Regions from separate parts of the Homo sapiens genome. Here region 1 is linked to region 2. A link is a contact called in ENCODE Hi-C or POLR2A ChIA-PET data. All regions are on one chromosome and are shown on one strand. The core of a region is the stretch at or near the end of the contact, and the rest is flanking DNA. Distances in the headings are between cores, read along the strand shown.

Region 1 (4,217 bases), core at 1,698-4,197, 63 kb after region 2:
CCTTAGAGTGACAGTTTGCTCCTCCAAGTATCAACTGCCTTTTTAAATTTCTTCCCTTTAGAAGACGTGAGCTCTCAGTTTAACCACTGATGAATTGTCCTCTGTAAAAGACAGGTTCTCTCTGATTTAGTTGTTGGTAGGAAAAGGAAACAAAGAATGAAACCAAGATCACCTAATGTACTTGGTCTGCTTTGTACCTAAAATATTTGAGTTAATCTGCAAAATCAAAGAAAACTGAGTCAGTGGAAGCTGTTGGATCATTTGAGTCCCAATTAAGGTAGTGACTTTGTTTCCTTGGCAACCAAGTCAGAAGCTGCCGAGTGTCACAGCATTTTCTCCCAAATGGAAGATATGAAAGATTATGTTTTTAAATTTCTTTGTGTCTGAGAACCAACATACGCCAGAGAATTTGCCTTTTAGAGAGCCTGCTAAACTCCAAGGAAGGCTTAGAGAACAGTTGGGTTGCCTTTTCTTTAGAAACAATCTGGTATGATTTTTCTTAAACATCTTGTCAATTTAGAGGTAGCAGAGAGCTGATTGTAAATGCAATGTAAGAGCAACTTAAATTGATAATTCTTGTGTAGCTGTTTACATAAGAAGTTGGTGTCCAGGTGCGGTGGCTCACGCCTGTAATCCCAGCAGTTTGGGAGGCTAAGGTGAGTGGATCTCTTGAGCTCAGAAGTTCATGACCAGCCTGGGCAACATGGTGAAACCTTATCTCTACAAAAAATAAAAAAAAATTAGCCGGGTGTGGTGGCATGTGCCTGCAGCCCCAGCTACTCAAGGGTGGGAGGATCTCTTGAGGCCTGGGAGGTGTCGGTTGCAGTGAGCCCAGTTCACACAACTGCACTCCAGCCTGGGCGACAGAGTGAGAACGTCTCTCAGAAAGAAGTAGTTAGTGTTTGTCTGTTTATTTTGATTAGACCTAAGTGAATCTGAGCATTTGTAAAGTTTAGTAGGTTAATCGAACCACCTTTATTTACTGTATATCAGCTACTAGAAACTGGCTTCATCAATTTTCTTTTTTTATGGCCGGGCGCTACAGCTCACGCCTGTAATCCTAGCACTTTGGGAGGCCGAGGCAGGTGGATCACCTGAGATTAGGAGTTCAAGACCAGCCTGGCCAACATGGCGAAACCCTGTTTCTACTAAAAATACAAAAATTAGCCAGGTGTGGCAGTATGCGCCTGTAATCCTAGCTCCTCAGAAGGCTGAGGTAGGAGACTCGCTTGAACCCAGGAGGCAGAGGTTGCAGTGAGCCAAGATCACGCTATTGCACTCTAGCTTGAGCAACAGAGCAAGACTCCATCTCAAAAAAAAAAATTTTTTTTTTCTTTTTTCTTTCTTTCTTTCTTTTTTTTTTTTTTTTTAAGAGATGACCTGGCCTTGTTGCCCAGCCCAGAGTGCAGCGGGGCAATCATGGCTCGCTATAGTCTCTAACTCTTAGCCTCAGGCAATCCTCCTGCCTCAATCTCCCAAGTAGCTAGGACTACAGGTGCATGCCACCATGCCCAGCTCATTTTTCTTTTTTGTTTTGTTTTGTTTTGTTTTGTTTTAGAGACAGGGTCTCACTGTGTTGCCCAGGCCGGTCTTGAACGCCTGGACTCCTCAAGCAGTCGTCCCACCTAGGCCTCCCAAAGTGCTGGGATTACAGGCGTGAGCTACCACGCCCAGCCCATCAATTTCCTTACCTATTGATTGTCTGGAGTATTTGCATAGCTGGCTTTGGAAGGAACATGGAACAAAAGGACTTCTAAATCTTAGCAGTATAGTAAATAGTGTTTATTTTCATTTATTATTTACTTTAGAGTCCCACTCTGTCACCCTGGTTGGAGTGCAGTGGCTCAGTCACAGATCACTGCAGCCTTGACCTCCTGAGCTCAAGTGAGCCTCCCACCTCAGCCTCTTGAGTAACTGGGACTACAGGTGTGTCCAGCTATTTTTTGTATTTTTTTGTAGAGACGAGGTATCACCATGTTGCCCAGGCTGTTCTCGAACTTCTGGCCTCAAGCAGTTGGCCTGCCTTGACCTCCCAAAGTGCTGAGATTACAGGCATGAGTCACTGTACCTGACCTGTTTTTAGATATATCTTTTATAATTTATGTAATGCTATGAATTAATAACCACCACCCTTGCTGTGTCCAGGGAACACTTGTCTTCCAAGGCCAGCCAGATTTGCGGGTCTGCTGAAAGCATTAATTTCTCTAAGAAAAGAAACCATTCTGTATTTTATGAATTATAGAATAGTTGCAGATTAAGATTCCTTAGGGAAGGGCGGTAGCTTGGTTTGATTTGGTTTGGTTTTTGACAGTGTTTTTTTAAGGCATAGGAAAATACGTCTGACAGAGGTAGGAGGCATCATTCCTTTCTATAGAAAAAGATAAGATTCTAGGCCTCTAAAACAATTCTAACTTCTAGGCATCCATCCTCTGTCTTCCTGGCTTCCTAGGAAACCACAGCTTCTCCAGGGAGTCTATGCCATGGGCTTCAATCGACCCTCCAAGATACAAGAGAACGCATTACCCATGATGCTTGCTGAACCGTGAGTATGCAGATGAAGCGCATCTCACCCAGTGTGATTAGATCAATCTTCCCCAAACTGCGTTTTTGTGCCTGAGAACAGAAGGAGCTGTTTGGGGCCACGTGTTTCCTCAGGAATACAGCTTAGGCAAGTGCAGAGAGAATCGGATGGAGTTAGCTACAGTTTCTGCCTTTCCCACTTAACAATAGAAACTTATAGAGAAAGGTAGTGCTTTATTCCATGCTATCTTAAAAACTGGGCTTAAGGCCGGGCATGGTGGCTCACTCCTGTAATCCTAGCACTTTGGGAGGCCGAGGCGGGCGGATCACCTGAGGTCAGGAGATTGAGTCCAGCCTGGCCAACATGGCAAAACCCTGTCTCTACTAAAAATACAAAATTAGCTGGGCACGGTGGCCCAAACCTGTAATCCTAGCACTTTGGGAGGCCAAGGTGGGCGGATTGCCTGAGCTCAGTAATTCGAGACCAGCCTGGGCAACATGGTGAAACCCCGTCTTACTAAAATCAAAAAAAAAAAAATATCCAGGCCTGTTGGCATGTGCCTGTAGTCCCAGCTACTCAGGAGGCTAAGGCAGGAGAATTGCTTGAACCCGGGAGGCAGAGGTTGCAGTGAGCCGAGATGGTGCCACTGTACTCTAGCCTGGTGACAGCAAGACCCTGTCTCAAAAAAAAAAAAAAACTAAACTAAAAATACAACAATTAGCCTGGCATGGTGGCACGTACCTGTGGTCATGTAGCTGAGGCAGGAGAATTGCTTGAACCCCAGAGGCAGAGGTTGCAGTGAGCCGAGACATGCCACTGCACTCTAGCCTGGGAAACATAGACTCTGTCTCAAAAAAAAAAAAAAAAAAAAAACTGGGTTTAAAAAATATTATTTTGATGTGAATGGTGTTGCAATAAATTCAAAAACAAACAAAATATTATTTGGAAATTTTTGAGACCTACACAAAGGTGTAAAGAACAATACCAAGAACACCTCTGTAGCCCTATCCTGCCAAGAAAGGAAGCAGGTCCAGTTGATAGTTGAAGCCCCTGAATTCCCCTCCTTCCACATCCTTCTCCCACCCTGACAAGACTAAGTTCCTTTTGAGACAGGGTCTCATTCTGTTTCCCCATCTAGAGTGCAGTGGTGCAATTACAGCCCACTGCAGCCTCGACCTCCTGGGCTTAATTAATCCTCTCACCTCAGCCTCCGGAGTAGCTGGGACTATAGGCATGTGCCACCATGCCCAGCTGACTTTAAAAAAACTTTTTTGTAGTTTGAGAAGCTGAGGCAGGTGGATCACTTGAGGTCAGGAGTTTGAGACCAGCCTGGCCAACATGGTGAAACCCCGTCTCTACAAAAAATACAAAAAAATTAGCCGGGCTTGGTGGCGCACACCTGTAATCCCAGCTGCTAGGGAGGCTGAGGTGGGAGGATCGCTTGAACCCAGGAAACAGAGGTTGCAATGAGCCAAGATTACACCATTGCACTCCAGCCTGGGCGACAGAGTAAGACTCTGTCTCAAAAAAAAAAAAAAAATTTGTAGAGACAGGGTATCACTATGTTGCCAGGGCTGGTCTCAAACTCCTGGCCTCAAGTGATTCTCCAGCCTCAGCCTCCCAAAGTGTTGGGATTATAGGCATGTGTTACTGCACCTGGCATATTTATCATTTTTTCTTTTTTGAGATGGAGTCT
Region 2 (4,457 bases), core at 562-3,061:
GCTAATTTTTGTATTTTTAGTAGAGATAGGGTTTCACCATGTTGGCCAAGCTGGTCTTGATATCCTGACCTCAGGTGATCCACCCACCTTGGCCTCCCAAAGTGCTGGGATTACAGGTGTGAGCCATTGTGCCCGGCCTCATGGCTTGAAATTAACTTATTGTTGTATAATATTGGCAAAATGAAAGAGGTTGGGATTCATTTTTTTCAGATTGTAGGAAAATGCCTAGTTTCTTTCTAGGGAAGTAACAAGGGAAGAGAAGCTTCTTTGATTCTAGTTAGGAGAAAGCAGTTCTTTCATTTAATCCTTATTTTACAACTACTAAAAGCCCAAGATATTTCTTCCTATTTATTTATTTGTTTATGAGGCAGAGTCTTACTCTGTTGCGCAGACTAGAGTGCAGTGACACAAACACTGCTAACTGCAGCCTCAACCTCCTGGGCTCAAGTGATCCTCCCACCTCAGCCTCCCAAGTAGCTGGAACTGCAGGCATGTGCGACGACACCTGGCTAATTTTTAAATTTTTCTTGTGTAAGGATAAGGCCTCGCTATGTTGTTGTTTTCAAACTCCTGGATTCAAGCGATCCTCCCACCTCCACCTCCCAAAATGCTAGGATTACACATGTGAGCTACTGTGCCTGGCCAATCCTGGCACTTTGGGAGGTGGAGGTGGGAGGATCACTTGAGCTCAGGAGTTTGAGACCAGCCAGGACAACACAGCAAGATCTGTCTCTATCTTAAAAAAACAAAAGGCCGGGTGCAGTGGCTCACGCCTGTAATCCCAGCACTTTGGGAGGCCAAGGCAGGCGGATCACGAGGTCAGGAGATTGAGACCATCCTGGCCAACATGGTGAAACACCATCTCTATTAAAAATAGAAAAACTAGCTGGGCATGGTGGCGCATGCTTGTAATCCCAGCTACTTGGGAGGCTGAGGCAAGAGAATTTCTTGAACCCAGGAGGTGGAGGTTGCAGTGAGCCGAAATCGTGCCACTGCACTCCAGCCTGGGCGACAGAGCCAGACTCAATCTCAAAAAACAAACAAAAACCCAAGTGCTGAGATTACAGGCATGAGCCACCACACCTAGCTCTATTTAATTATTTTACTATTTTAATTTTATTTATTTTTTTCCTAGACAGAGTTTTGCTCTGTCACCCAGGCTGGAGTGCAGTGGCCCTGTCATGGCTCACTGCAGCCTAGACCTCCTGGGCTCAAGTGATCCTTCCGCCTCGGCCTCCAGAAGTGCTGGGATTACATGCATGAGCCACCGCACCGTCTGTTTTCTTCCTTTTTAACATTCTCCTGATTCTACAACGCTTACATAGGAGAGCTGCAATTCCTCCTCTTGGGGTACAAATTTATGAGTGCAGGTGCAGTTTTGTTACATGCCTAACAAGATTGCATAGTGGTCAAGTGGACTTTTAACCAAATGGGTTGTCAGGGCTGATTGCCAACATCTGGACATTTTAAATTACCAATCTGAAAAGGGAAACAGCTCTGTGCTTGTTTTGCATTTTGGTGACTATTGGTAATGGTTTTCTGTTTTGATATATTCAATCTGTTCAATCTGTATTAGTGCCTACTCTGCCACTGTGTTGGGCGGGAATCTGATTTTGTTCTTTGGTTGGAGATCCAAGTTAACCAGAGCTTAGGCATTTTAAGATAACTACCTCAGCTTGATAGGAAAGCTTGCTCTGCCCGGGGTTGAGGGGTACGGGTCTGAGGGCAACAGAATCGACAGCCTCAAGTGGGCAAAGGGTGGCCAAACAGGAGTGGCCTCCGACGTCACTGTGGCGCGCCGCTTCCGGTCTGCAGCCTTGTAGTGGGGCTGGAGCAGAGCCTGCCGCGAACCCCCGGAGCCCACGATCCCTCGTGCCATCCCTCGAATCCACCAGCACGAGCGTCCCACCCGCGCCTGGGACCATGGCCACTGACTCATGGGCCCTGGCGGTGGACGAGCAGGAAGCTGCGGCTGAGTCGGTGAGTTGGCTTCAGCCCTAAAAGGGTCAGGGGACTAGTTCTGGTCGGAGACTTGGTCCCTGGGAAAGAATGTTTCCCAGGTTGATTAGAGGCTGGATGGGGTGGCGGGGAGGATAGGGATGGAGCCTGGACCCTGAGCTGGCTTTGTTTACGCAGCCGCCTCCGCGTTACGTAAGCGCAGGTGAGTGCTCCTATCGGTAAAGCGCTCAGCTGCCTGTCTGTCTTCCTGGAACCAGGAAGAATCATAGATTGCACCCATCACCCTAGATTGTGTTTTGTTTGTTTTTAATTGAAATAGAGACATGGTCTTGCTAGGTTGCCCAGGCTAGTCTGGAACTCCTGGTCTCAAGCTATCTTCCTGCCTCGGCCTTTCAAAGCACCAGGATTACAGGCTGAGCCATTGTTCCTGGCCGCCCCGGTTTGTAATAGTTATTTTAGGTGTCATTCTCCACCTCTACATTCAGAGCTTCTTTGGCTCAGGGACCATGTCTTTGCTCATATTTGTGTGCTTCCTCAGTGATAAATGATGGACCCAGTAGGTGTGGCAGTCAGCAAATCCTTTCCTCATCGGCTTCACTTTGTTCTTTTTTTCTGGACCTGACACATGGTAAGCAAGAGATGTGTTAAACACTACTGCGTAGAATTAATTTCTCCCACCGAAACACTTTAAATCCTAGTAGGCTTTGAACCTACTTCTGTTAGTACTTATTGCTATGACTTCCTCAAGAATAAGAACCTTGTCTTTTATTTTTTATAGCTCATAAAAAATAAGTTGTATATACACATTGTTTAAAGAGTGAAGTTATTTTAAAAACAACGGTTCCCGCCAATTTTTTTCCTCCCCAGAGGCAACTCCTTTTTTTTTTTTGGAGACAGGGTCACACTCTGTTGCCCAGGCTAGGGTGCAGTGGAGTGATCTTGGCTCACTGCAGTCTCTGCCTCCCAGGCTCAAGCCATCCTCCCACCTCAGCCTCCTGAGTAACTGGGACTGTAGTCATGTGCCACTATGCCCAACTACTTTTTGTATTTTTTTTGTAGAGATGGGGACTTGCCATGTTGCCCAGGCTGGTCTCGAACTCCAGCGTGCAAGTGATCCACCTGCCTCAGCCTCCCAAAGTGCTGGGATTACAGGTGTGAGCCACTGCATCCAGCCTCTTTTTTCTGTTTCTTTCTTTCTTTACATATATTTTTTGAGAGAGGGTCTTGCCCTGTCACCCAGGCTGGAGTGCATTGACACCATCTCTTGCCAACTACAACCTCCCCTTCCCAGGCTCAAGTGATCCTCCCACCTCAGCTTCCTGAGTAACCGGGACTACAAGCATGTGCCAACATATGCAGCTAACTTTTTAATTTTTTGTGAAGACGAGGTCTCACTATATTACCCAGGTTGGTCTTGACCTGCTGGGCTCAAGCCATCCTCCCACCTCGGCCTCCCAAAGTGTTGGGATTATAGGCCTGAGCCACTTTGCCTGGCCCTTTACTTTTCTATAAAATTTATTTTACTTGGAATTCTTAATTGCCTTATGTTTATGCTTCATTTTTTTTTCTTAATTATCAATTCAACCCCAAACTGTCTTCCAGTTGTCTAAGTTTATCTCAGGATGCTTAGACTCATCAAGTATTCTATCAATTCCATTTCTCCTAGGCCTTTAAGTCTGCTTCAAATTGGACTAGTTACTCCTGTCTTTAGAGCACAGTTCATATTGGGGAATAGAGGGAACAGGGCAAATTTCCCTTCAGCCTCATTCTGCAGATTCCTTCCTCCTTTCTCTTGTCTTTTGGATCTCTTGGATCCCTTCCTTTCTGTACCCCTACTTTTCCATCTTTCTTGATTTATTCCTTATTTTAGTGCAGCCATCTGTCAGCTTTCTGGAGGTGTACGGGAAGTAAATTACTTTAAGAATATTCCATGTCTTAAAAAATCTAACTTTGCCCTGTAATTTGGATAATAGTTTGGCTGGGTATAGAATTGTAGGTTGAAAATTATTTTCCTGCCAAATTTTAAATGTATTGTTCCATTGCCTTCTAGATTTCTGTATTTGTTGTTGAAATGTTTGAGACCATCCTGATTCTTGATGTGACTTGTTTTCCCCTTTCTAAGCTTGGAGAATCTTCTGTTTGTCTTTAATATTCAGAAAATTTATGGTAATATGTCTTGGTATGGGTGTATTTTCATCCATATTACTGGCCCCTGGGTGTGGGTACTTTCAATCTGAAAAACTCTTGTTCTTCAGTTATGAGAACTTTTCCTGAATAATTTCATTGCTGATTTCTTCTTCTTTGTTTTTTCTTAATTCCCTCTTTTCCAGAACTCACTTTCTCTCTTTCTTTCTCTCTCTCTCTTTTTTTTTTTTTTTTAAGACAGTGTCTGTCTATGTTGCCCAATTTGGAGTGCAGTAGCTATTCACAGGCAGAATCATAGTGTACTACAACCTTGAACTCCTGGGCTCAAGTGATCCTCCTGCCTCAGCCTCCCT

The links. A loop is a pair of places that touch in the nucleus more often than their neighbours do. ChIA-PET counts read pairs that join two places held with the same protein, here RNA polymerase II (POLR2A). Pooled maps may share reads with other maps.
Region 1: a loop to region 2 is called in a map of endothelial cell of hepatic sinusoid, with 6 times the contacts of the local background. The contact joins the enhancer-like site here to the promoter of DDX19B in region 2. A Hi-C loop is called at or near these places in 1 of 168 maps with a recorded cell type or tissue (endothelial cell of hepatic sinusoid) and 1 of 50 pooled maps. POLR2A ChIA-PET finds 5 or more read pairs at or near these places in 21 of 52 experiments (A549, AG04450, BJ and 15 more).

The regions. Positions count from the first base shown.
Region 1 is chr16:70,358,969-70,363,185 of GRCh38, forward strand. It overlaps DDX19A (DEAD-box helicase 19A), which reads left to right. Exons shown (of 12, transcript NM_018332.5): 5 at 2,450-2,542. Among named protein-coding and RNA genes, the nearest start is that of DDX19A, 14 kb to the left of the region's middle. Within about 2 kb of position 2,948, at least 2 of the 41 ENCODE cell types and tissues checked have a DNase peak (open chromatin) inside an H3K27ac peak, as active enhancers do.
Region 2 is chr16:70,297,375-70,301,831 of GRCh38, forward strand. It overlaps DDX19B (DEAD-box helicase 19B), which reads left to right and starts at 1,812. Exons shown (of 12, transcript NM_007242.7): 1 at 1,812-1,980. The coding sequence starts at 1,924. RefSeq lists enhancers at 1,632-1,926, 1,658-1,887.